Linked DNA regions of Homo sapiens: region 2 is linked to region 1. A link is a loop called in an ENCODE intact Hi-C map of the cell type or tissue named here. Cell type or tissue: Caco-2. All regions are shown on one strand. Each heading gives the region's core, and the rest is flanking DNA. Links, peaks and the distances in the headings are about the cores only. Region 1 has its middle 65 kb from the start of LINC02501. Region 2 has its middle 140 kb from the start of LINC02501.

Region 1 (5,394 bases), core at 262-5,261:
CAGCTCCACCTGCAGCCCCCGTGCGGGTCCACTAGGTGAAGCCAGCTGGGCTCCTGAGTCTGGTGGGGACGTGGAGAGTCTTTATATCTAGCTCAGGGATTGTAAATACACCAATCAGCACCCTGTGTTTAGCTGAAGGTTTGTGAGTGCACCAATCCACACTCTGTATCTAGCTGCTCTGGTGAGGAGGTGGAGAACCTTTATGTCTAGCTCAGGGATTGTAAATACACCAATCAGCACTCTGTATCTAGCTCAAGGTTTGTAAACACACCAATCAGCACCCTGTGTTTAGCTCAGGGTTTGTAAATGCACCAATCGACACTCTGTATCTAGCTGCTCTGGTGGGGCCTTGGAGAACCTGTGTGTGGAAACTCTGTATCTAACTAATCTGATGGGGATGTGGAAAACCTTTGTATCTAGCTCAGGGATTGTAAATGCACCAATCAGCGCCCTGACAAAACAGGCCACTCCGCTCTACCAATCAGCAGGATGTGGGTGGGGCCAGATAAGAGAATAAAAGCAGGCTGCCCGAGCCAGCATTGGTAACCCGCTTGGGTCCCCTTCCACACTGTGGAAGCTTTGTTTTTTCGCTCTTTGCAATAAATCTTGCTACTGCTCACTCTTTGGGTCCACACTGCTTTTATGAGCTATAACACTCACCGCGAAGATCTGCAGCTTCACTCCTGAGCCCAGCGAGACCACAAGCCCACCGGGAGGAATGAACAACTCCAGACATGCTGCCTTAAGAACTGTAACACTCATCGCGAAGGTCTGCAGCTTCACTTCTGAGCCAGTGAGACCACGAACCCACCAGAAGGAAGAAACTCTGAACACATCTGAACATCAAAAGGGACAGACTCCAGATGTGCCACCTTAAGAGCTATAACACTCACCGCGAGGGTCCGCGGCTTCATTCTTGAAGTCAGTGAGACCAAGAACCCACCAATTCTGGACACAATAAGACAATCTTAATAGTCAAAAGAGCCTATCTAAACAGAAATGTCATTTTACTTTAGACTGATGATATGACCCAAAAAGCTTAAAAACCTTTTTTTATTTTTTTTTCTTTTGAGACGGAGTCTTGCTCTGTCACTTAGGCTGGAGTGCAATGGTGCGACCTCGGCTCACTGCCATTTCTGCCTCCAGCATTCAAGCTATTTTCCTGCCTCAGTCTCTCAAGCAGCTGGGACTACAAGCGCCCCACCACGCCCAGCTAATTTTTGTATTTTTAGTAGAGATGGGGTTTCACCATGTTGGAAGGATGGTCTCTATCTCTTGACTTCGTGATGCGCCCACCTCGGCCTCTCAGAGTAATGGGATTACAGGCGTGAGCCACCCCGCCGGGCCTTGCCTAATCTTCTCAAACGTCCCACTTCTTCACAGTATCATATTGGAAACAACTGAATTTTGGAGGGGATTACGTTTCAACATGAAATTTGTAGGGAACAAAAACATTCAAATCATATAAATATCTTTACTGTTTTTAAGAAATTACTTTCAACATAAAGTTAAAATATAATTTAAAATATATTGAGTCAATCCTCAAAGTAGGGCCAATATACTGGAAACACGGTAAACATTTTAAATAACCATGGTCAAATACCTTTAAAAATATTTGGAACATTTCTGAAACTGCTCAAATTCCAGTAACTGTAAGCTTACTCATCTTCTTTTTATGGTCTTTAAGATCAGACCAATGGTGTAAATATGATGAGTGGATTCTTTGGAGAAATATCTATTCAAAGCAGAAATAAAGTTTTAAAAAAAACCAACAGAAAGTATTCTGTTACATTTCTTGGGCTCCACATAGGTCTGGGAAGAAATAAGTAGACATTAATTTTAAGTCCTTCATGTCACTTCTATCTTATAGACAGGCAACTTGGCCAAAATTGGTAAAATTCAAGTAAAGCCTGTTAAAAAGTTTACTGATTTGAATTGATTAAAAATATATTGAAATGGATCGTTTTGCCCTTCATATTAATTTCAATATTTCTTGTGTTGAAACCAGGTGTGAAAAATGTCCACTTACTGGGCAAGATTAAGATTGATTTGAAGTTGATAAAAAAATTTGGGAGTCAGTAGATTTCTAATGAATCTTTAAAAACTCCTAGTCTTGAAAATGCCTGATAGGTCATTTCAGATGCCTCTAGGTAAGAATGGGCAGCATGTACAATTTTAGAAAAATGTATTTATGACTAGACCACAAATAAAAAATTCTGCTTTTGTTTGCTTTGTTTTACTCTAAGTTATTCTAGACAGAGGAGTTGAGAGCATTGTTTAGCACATCATTATATTTCTAACCCTTTACTTATGTTTGTTACTAATTTGTCTTTCATTCTTATTAACTGAAAAAAATAAATAAATAATTAAATAAGGTCTTGTGTTTAAGCTTAATAACCTGGCCATACGTGGAGTTCAAATTTATTTCCTCAGAAAAGCAGCAAACCCCTATATATATTTGGGGCCACAAACATGAAAAGAACAACTTATTTAGGTTTTAAAAATAATTATTTTCTCTTGCACTAATCTTAACATGTTTATGCAATTTCCTTTAGGAAGGTTGTAAGACTGTACAATCTTCTGCATACAAGGGATTTAAAGAGAGTCAGAAGCTGGTGGTGTTCATGTTCTATTAGACTCATAGCTTTGTTTTTGTTTTTGTGTTTTTGTTCACACAGATGTGTCTTTGTTTTAGTTACCAATATTTAAAAATCATCATGCTTCATATAAAAATATGGATTTTCAGCTCCTTTGGAATAAAAAATACACTGGTCAGTGTAAGATTCTCCCTGGGACCTGAAAGCTTAAGGAGATGAGTAACTCCTCCCTTCTCAGGCCCAGTCCCAAGGTGCAACTTGTGTCAGCAGAGTGCGCCGCCAAGATAGCAGGTTCTCACTCATAGGTGGGAATTGAACAATGAGAACACTTGGACACAGGAAGGGGAACATCACACCCCGGGGCCTGTTGTGGGGTGGAGGGAGGGGGGAGGGATAGCATTAGGAGATATACCTAATGTAAATGACGAGTTAATGGGTGCAGCACACCAACATGGCACATGTATACATATGTAACAAACCTGCACGTTCTGCACATGTACCCTAAAACTTAAAGTATAATAATAAAAAAAAAAGATAGTAGAAGCAGGAAGAGAGCTGGCCGGAAGACACCTACCATAGCCGGAAGACGTGTATCCCTGAAGATTGAGAAAGAGGCCATCCAGGTACAACGTAGCAGTTACGTCACACTAGGACACTTCCTGTTTACAGGAGACTATAAAACCTTTGCCCCGTCCTTACTCTGGGCTGATGTCATTTTAGGCCTTAGCCCGCCTGCACCCAGGCGCTCATTAAAACAGCATGTTGCTCCACACCGCCTCCTGTTGTGTGTTGGCGCGCTCTAGGGGTTCAAACAGATACAAGAACCTTCCATTCTGCAGCACTGTTTCTCTGAAACAGGATGTTGAAGCTTCCTGATTCTAGTACCATTTTGTAAGTCAATTTAGGCGATTAGGAAACCACCTCCAAAAAAGTATTCTTTGAAACTTATGAGCAATATTGATTTTCTGTACATGTTTAAGGAAAAAGAGTCCATAGTTTTCATGTTATGAATTAATGCTTTAGAGAGAAATCACACCACTCTAAATCTATTGTTCATGTTAAAAATCAAGTTTATTGACGTAGACAGATTCATGTTATCTTTTCCTTACAATCTGTCATCCCCATAGCTCCTGATTCTAAAATCCAAAAATGTTTTTACAGCAAATCAATAAGTATTTAAAAGTCTCAACTCACAGATTGTTAAACTGACCTTAATTTTTCTCCTGCCACACGGAAAAATTAATTTAACCTAATATTTAAATAGTTTTCTTATATTAACTTTGTCTCTCTTCTGTTTGAACTACTATAGCTATATCATTACATCAATTTGTACCATAAACATCACATGGTTTTAAGATTCTGTTGTAGAATTGCAGTTTTCCTATTCTTTGTCAGGTGCGACATTTTTTTAAAAGTCACTAACAGAAATTAGTGAAGTATCAAAAACAGACACAGATATGAGTGATTCTTTAGTTCAAAGGCCTAAAATATATAGTTTTAAAAATTTAGTTGTAAAAAAAAAAGTTATTAGATAAGATCACATAGATTAATTCATATTTAATTTTTCTTCCTTGTCTTTATTGCCTAACATTTCCCTGCAGTTCATTTACACAGTTTGAACTTTGAGTGTCAGTTCTTTAGTCTTTCCATTTCCCACATAAAAAGACAGAAGTGTTTCCTTATGTCAGTAGGCTTGTTCTAATTTAACAAATTGTCAGTGAGAAGTTGTGAAAAAATAAAGTTTTATTGTTCACTAAAATTTTGGATTCATATTGAATAATCCCATTTATTCATGTTTCAATTGTCATTAAAATAGCTATTTCTAATTTGATTATAAATTCAGTATAGACACCTCTATAGTAGATAAACCAAAACTTAATGTAAAATCATTTGAAATCAACTCAAAATATGCTATTAAGTTGCAGTAATTTAACATGTAAAAAATAATAAAATGATATTATTACAGATGTGTGTGTTCCAATTATCTCAAACTTTTTAAACTTTAATTTGGCTGTGGAAAAGAGTATTTGAAGGACATCACATATAAATGCCTATTTTAAAAATTAGACAAAACTGGAGCTGCTCAGACTCAAAGGCTGTAAGATGGTATCACCAGATGATCATCACTGATTTGCTTCCTTCCCTATCACAGTGAACCCTCCCTCAATGACCCAAAGTGGGCTATGTAACCAGTAGAACTTGAGGAATTCAATTTCAAAAAAAATTGAGCTAAATAAGAGTGTTTCTTTGGCCAAAAATAAATAAATAAATAAAATAAGAATTATTATTTTATTAAGACATGTTTAATAAATGTTATTAATTTCAATGTTGATTATTGAATTAATTTTATGAATACCTTTTGAGGATTTTATACTCCGAGGACATTGCTAGAACTTGAGGAAATGCCTCAATGAAAATAACAATAGCTCATGAACTTTTTCCATTATTTACGAATTTTTCATTTCTCATTATTTACAAATAATTTTTCTAAGTTTTATCTTGTTTAATTCTTACAATAACTGGGTTACAGAGATATATCTCTGCCTGTTGAAGAATGGGAAACATACTCAGAGTGGTTATGCCATGTGCCTAATTTCTCATTAAGAAAGAGTTAGAATAACAGTTTAGTTTTAATACTTATATTTATTTTTTATTTAAAAAGTTGTTCATTGATCACCTGCCATTTATCAAACAGTTTTTCTAAGTTCTGGGAGGTAGAAAAGTGAGTAAAGATAGTGACTCTGACCTCAGTGAGCTCACAACTTTATAGGAGAGACTGATATTTTAACTGTAACAT
Region 2 (5,394 bases), core at 302-5,301, 70 kb before region 1:
GTGTTGTACTTGTTGGTCAAATCTGGCCTGAGGACTGTCCTTTTATAGCCAGTGAGCTAATCATGATTTTTACACTTTTAATGTGGTGTGAAAAGAAACAAAGAAGAATTTTCTGTACGGGAATAATTGTTTTTAACTAAATAATATATTAATAAAGCCCATTCACATTCCTGCAGATAGCTGTAGATCATTCATTTTGACTGCTATATAATGTTTCATTGAGAATTTATTACACTTTATTCATTTCCATTCACTGTCTTTAAGTCATCTTTCAGTTTTTCCGTCAAACTATGGATTATTCCAACATATACATCAGCTCTTTCTTAAAATTGTTAAGTTGGACTCATTTCCTTGGATCTTAGCTAAATCTTCATTTCTCAAGGAAGCATTTTTTGCTTCCTCTGACCACATTAATTATCCTCATTGAAAATGTGTGTACTTCTCCATTAGAATAATTTTTTATGGGTTTAACTTCTTGATTATTCCATTAGTCTTTCTCCTCCATTATAATTTCCATCAGGGCAAAGCTCATGACTTTTTGTTTGTTTGTTTTTATCCCCAGCATCTAAAGCAGTGGTTGGCACTTAGTGGATGCCAAATAAATATTTGTTAACTGAATTAATGCAGTGAATATTGCTCACTAATATATTTTTGCGTGTGTGTGAATAAATTATCCAAAGACAATTGAAAGCATTATGGAATGCTGTACCTAGATAGAAGTGAGAACAGAAACAGATGGAATAAATGAAAGAGTATGAAAATGAGAAAACAACTGACATCTGAGTTATATCTAAAGCTAACTACAATACAAGAGACAAGGACCATAAAGCCCAATGGGGTCACAGATGGAACAGCAATTCTCTCTTGTTAGGTTGGCAAATACTCATACATTTGATCAGTCCAAATGTTGAGACTGAAAAAGTTAAGTAGAATTTACCTCCTCTGAATTTTTTATTTGAAATATGAGAGGACTAGATGAAATTATTTCTAAAGTGGTTTTTGGAGCTTATGTTTTATGCTTTTATGTTTTACACACATGTTAATTTATTTACAATAACACTGATTCTCCATCTTAATCAGTATCTTCTCATGGGTAACACAGTTCTATCAATGAACTTGTATGTGGTATGAGTGTACGCAACACCACCTAGACGCCAGTACCTGCCGTTCTGACTGTTTGCCAGCAGGAAGACGCTAACATAAGGCAATCTTGTTCTTAACAGTGTTTCCTGGCCAGGCGTGGTGGCTCACCCCTGTAATCTCAGCACTTTGGGAGGCCGAGGCAGGTGGATTGTGAGGTCAGGAGGTCCAGACCAGCCTGGCCAACATGGTGAAACTCCATCTCTACCAAAAATACAAAAAAAAAAAAAAAATTAGCCGGGCATGGTGGCATGCGCCTGTAATCCCAGCTACTCAGGAGGCTGAGGCAGGAGAATTGCTTGAATCTGGGAGGTGGAGGTTGCAGTGAGCCAAGATCACGGCACTGCACTCCAGCCTGGGCTACAGAGGAAGACTCGGTCTCGGAAAAATAAATAAATAAATAAAAATAAAAAGTGTTTCCTGTAGTATTTTATTATCATTGCCATTTCAGATTAATATCGACTTTTTTAATTTTAAGACTACGTATTCTATCTTAATTTTTATTTTATTTTTTTAATGAATAGTATCCATAGGCATGTATTATGGAGCATCCTATGACTTCCTACCTGGTTGCATTGGCTAAAGATTCCTCTTAAAAACCACAGAACAATGTTTTCTTGGTTCTTAGTAGCAGAAGTCATTGATTTTGATTAACTGTTTTGCAAGCCAGTTGCGAACCTCTGCTTTGTCTTTGTTTTATTCTGCTTATTTATCACCAATCTATGTTGGGTCCCTTCACGATTTAGCCACAGTTAGAGTGAGATTTCTCTCTTCATCCCCTTCAAGAGAAAGAGACCTCCTGTGTTTAAAAAGAAGCAAACATAAAACAGCTTTATAGGCACTCTTATTTCAGAAGATGTTTGGGAATATATATGTATCCTCAAAATACTGATTGTATATATAAAATCAGCATTAAACAAAATCAACTCCACTTATAAAATCCTCTTTGAGCCTCTCACTTATAAGGTTTATCACCATGTCTGCTTTTGTAAGGTACTAAGTTCCTGAAAGGTGTACTGACTGTCAGGCACATTGTCACAAAGGGGATGTGGTGTGAGTGCCTTCATCTGCCACTTACGTTATGTTCAGTGAGTTTACATGCAGTTACCTTATCTTACCACAAGATGGTGGTAAAAACAGTAAGGCATTCAATGTGCACCTGGGTGGGAAACCACAGAAAGAACACAAAGAAGTGAAGTTTAGGGTTTTATTGGACACAACATAATCAATAAATTAGTAAAATAGGGAAACAGAAAATTCTTGAACTCAAAATTATGAGATATTTTCTCATTTTCATTTGAGTTCCTCTACTGAACGCTATAAATATTCTTACTTTCAAACTTAATTGCCAATTGGGCTTTCAAAAATTATATTGAAATGATACTTAATTTTTCTATTTTCTTGATTTGTATAATTGTATCATTACATCTGAGAAAATATTCTAGAATACAGGCTTTGTGGGTGTATTAGTCTGTTCTCACGCTGCTAATACCTGAGACTGGGTAATTTATAAAGAGTTTTAATTGACTCACACACAGTTCCACATGGCTAGGGAAGTCTCACAATAATGGCAGAAGGCGAATGAGGAGAAAATCAAGTCTTATATGGCAACAGGCGAGAGAGCTTGCGAAGAGGAACTTCCCTTTATAAAACCATCAGATCTCATAAGACTTATTCACTATGACGAGAACAGGGTGGGGAAAGACCCACCCCCGTGATTCAATTACCTCCCACTAGGTCCCTCCCACGACACATGAGGATTATGGGAGCTACAGTTCAACGTGAGATTTGGGTGGGGACACACACAGCCAAACCATATCAGTGGGTTATGTTATTTAATTGCTAATATGTCTGTATCCTATATTCCCAACTTAAAGTTTCCAGAAACTGAATTATTACTTTTTTGTATCCCCCACAAGAACTATTACTCACAGATAAACAGCCAGTGTTGCATAAATGCATAGTGCTCTGAATCTTATTCAAATCTTCAACAAATTATGCAGTCTGCTTTTAACAGGTCATCTGACTCTGAAGCATTTTGACTATTTTTATTCCAGGAAATCTACAGACCAGCACATTTAAGAAAATTAGCAGAACCAAATTTGGGAAGCAAAAACCTTATTGTTTCCTCAAAGACTCTTGAGGCACAGCATACGATAATCTGTTGAGTTTTCCCCTGGAGTATATCAAGGACTCTTCTCTCTTAACTGTTGTTTAACTCTAGGCCTCATTGTTGTTGTGTTTTGCAACTTTCTCACTTTTCAATCGTCAGTTTTGCTTTCTGCGGTGGGTGGTCTTAGCAGAGTATAATAATTATGAATTCCCTCTCACATCGTTTCTTCATGTCTTCTGATATATCTCTACCACAAGTTGTTATGAAAGTAGGAGGTGAGTGGGTGAGTTTATAATGAGTATCATCTGTAGCCCCATACGTTCCTGGATAACATGTAGGACAAAGACAGATCTTCTTTTGAGATTCCAAATAATTAAGAAAATAGCAACTTGCACTGTGATAAGCCACTTTTCACCCAGGATGTTTGAGAAAAAAATGTTTTGCTTGTACATTTCCTTTCTTTGGTTAAAACTTCCTCCTTCCCGATTTCATAAAATAACAGTTAAAACAATGAAATGTAAGCATATGTTTCCTTCATGAGGCTCTAAATATTTAAAGGCAATTACTTGAAAATTCGTATCCCTATTGTCTAGACCAGGAGTTGGCAAATTAAAGCCCCACAGGCCTACTTTCTCCTACTGCCAGTTTTTGTAAATAACACTTTATTGGAACCCAGCCATGCCCATTTATTAATTATTGTCTATGATTATTTTTTGCACTACAATGGCAGAAGTGAGTAGTTGTGACAGAAATCATATGGGTTGCAGAGCTTAAATATATTTCTTCTTTAGCCCTTCACAGAAAAAGTTTGCCAATACAGATTTGGTGCTTGAAAAATTTTTGTTGAATAAATGGAATAATGGAGACTATCACCTATACTGATGTCTGATGCTAAATAAAAAAATGCTGTTTGTTAAGATTACATTCTTGCTTAAATTATGAGTCAAGAGATAATGAATGACTTATCTAGTGAGAATACACAATGAAATACTTTACTTGATTTAGTCAGTTTATTGAAACAACTGATTGTAGTACCTTTTTTTTTTGGTAGTTTGTTTTGGAAATTGAAATATCTGAGTCTTAATTAACTTATTAAATTATTGGTTCATTTTTGTATTATATGAACTAAGTGGTCCATCATATAGAAATGTGCTACACAGGCTATTAGTTGCAAGAAGAAATAGTAACAATTTCTTGACATAAAAATACCATAATCAAGTGAGATCGTTTTTTTTTTAACAAATTTTAATTTTTAGAGCATTTTTAAGTTCACAGCAAAATTGAGAGGCAGGCAATACAGAGAGTTCCTTGGTCCTCTGAACACACACAGAGCCTCCCCAACTGTCGACAAACCCCACCAGAGTGGTACGGTTGTTATGATTAATGAACCCAGATGGACACATCATCATCACCCAAAGTCCATAGTTTACATTAGGGTTTACTCTTACTGTTTATTCTATGGATTTTGACAAATGTACAATAACATGTCTTCACCATTGTAGTAGTATACAGAATAGTTTCACTGCCCCCCAAATCCTCTGTGCACTGCCAATTCATTCTTCTTTCCCTTCTGACCTCTGAAGAGCACGGAACTTTTTACCATTTCCATAGTTTTGTCTTTCCCAGAATGTCATATATTTGGAATCACACAGTATGCAGACTTTTCAAATTGGTTTCTTTCACTGTGCAATATGCTTTGAAGTTTTCCACCATGTGTCTTTGTGCTTGAAAGCTCATTTCTTTTTGTCAGAGAATAATATTTCATTGTCCAGATGTAGCACAGTTTGTCCATTCACCTACTGAAAGACATCTTGGTCACCTTCAAGTTTTGGCAATTATGAACAAGTTGCTATAAACATCCACATGCAGGATTTTTTGTGGACACAAATTTCAACTTATTTTTATAAATACCCAGGAGTGTGGTGACTGGATAGTAGAGTACATTTAATTTCATAAGAAACTGCCAAACTGTCTTCCAAAATGGCTATACTACTTTACATTTCATCCAGCAATGAATGAGCATTCCTGTTGCTCCACGTTATCACCAGCATTTAGTGTTGTCAGTGTTTTGCATTTTCACCATTCTACTAGGTGTGGTTACATTTTTAACCACAAGAATTTGTAATGCTTTCAAAGTTTTA

The links. Hi-C counts contacts between places; a loop is a spot of excess contacts. Peaks named below come from ENCODE experiments on the same cell type or tissue, not always from the same donor. Only the 100,000 strongest peaks of a DNase experiment are listed, where the experiment ranks them.
Region 2: it touches region 1 in a loop (11-fold over the local background); 2 of 110 quality-filtered maps call a loop at or near these places.

Annotation. Positions count from the first base shown.
Region 1 is chr4:31,439,061-31,444,454 of GRCh38, forward strand. No RefSeq gene overlaps it. Among named protein-coding and RNA genes, the nearest start is that of LINC02501, 65 kb to the right of the region's middle. In Caco-2, for the core only: no CTCF peak of the experiment used is centred there; a DNase peak (open chromatin) is centred at 3,341.
Region 2 is chr4:31,368,793-31,374,186 of GRCh38, forward strand. No RefSeq gene overlaps it. Among named protein-coding and RNA genes, the nearest start is that of LINC02501, 140 kb to the right of the region's middle. In Caco-2, for the core only: a CTCF peak has its summit at 2,287 (motif pointing right); no DNase peak of the experiment used is centred there.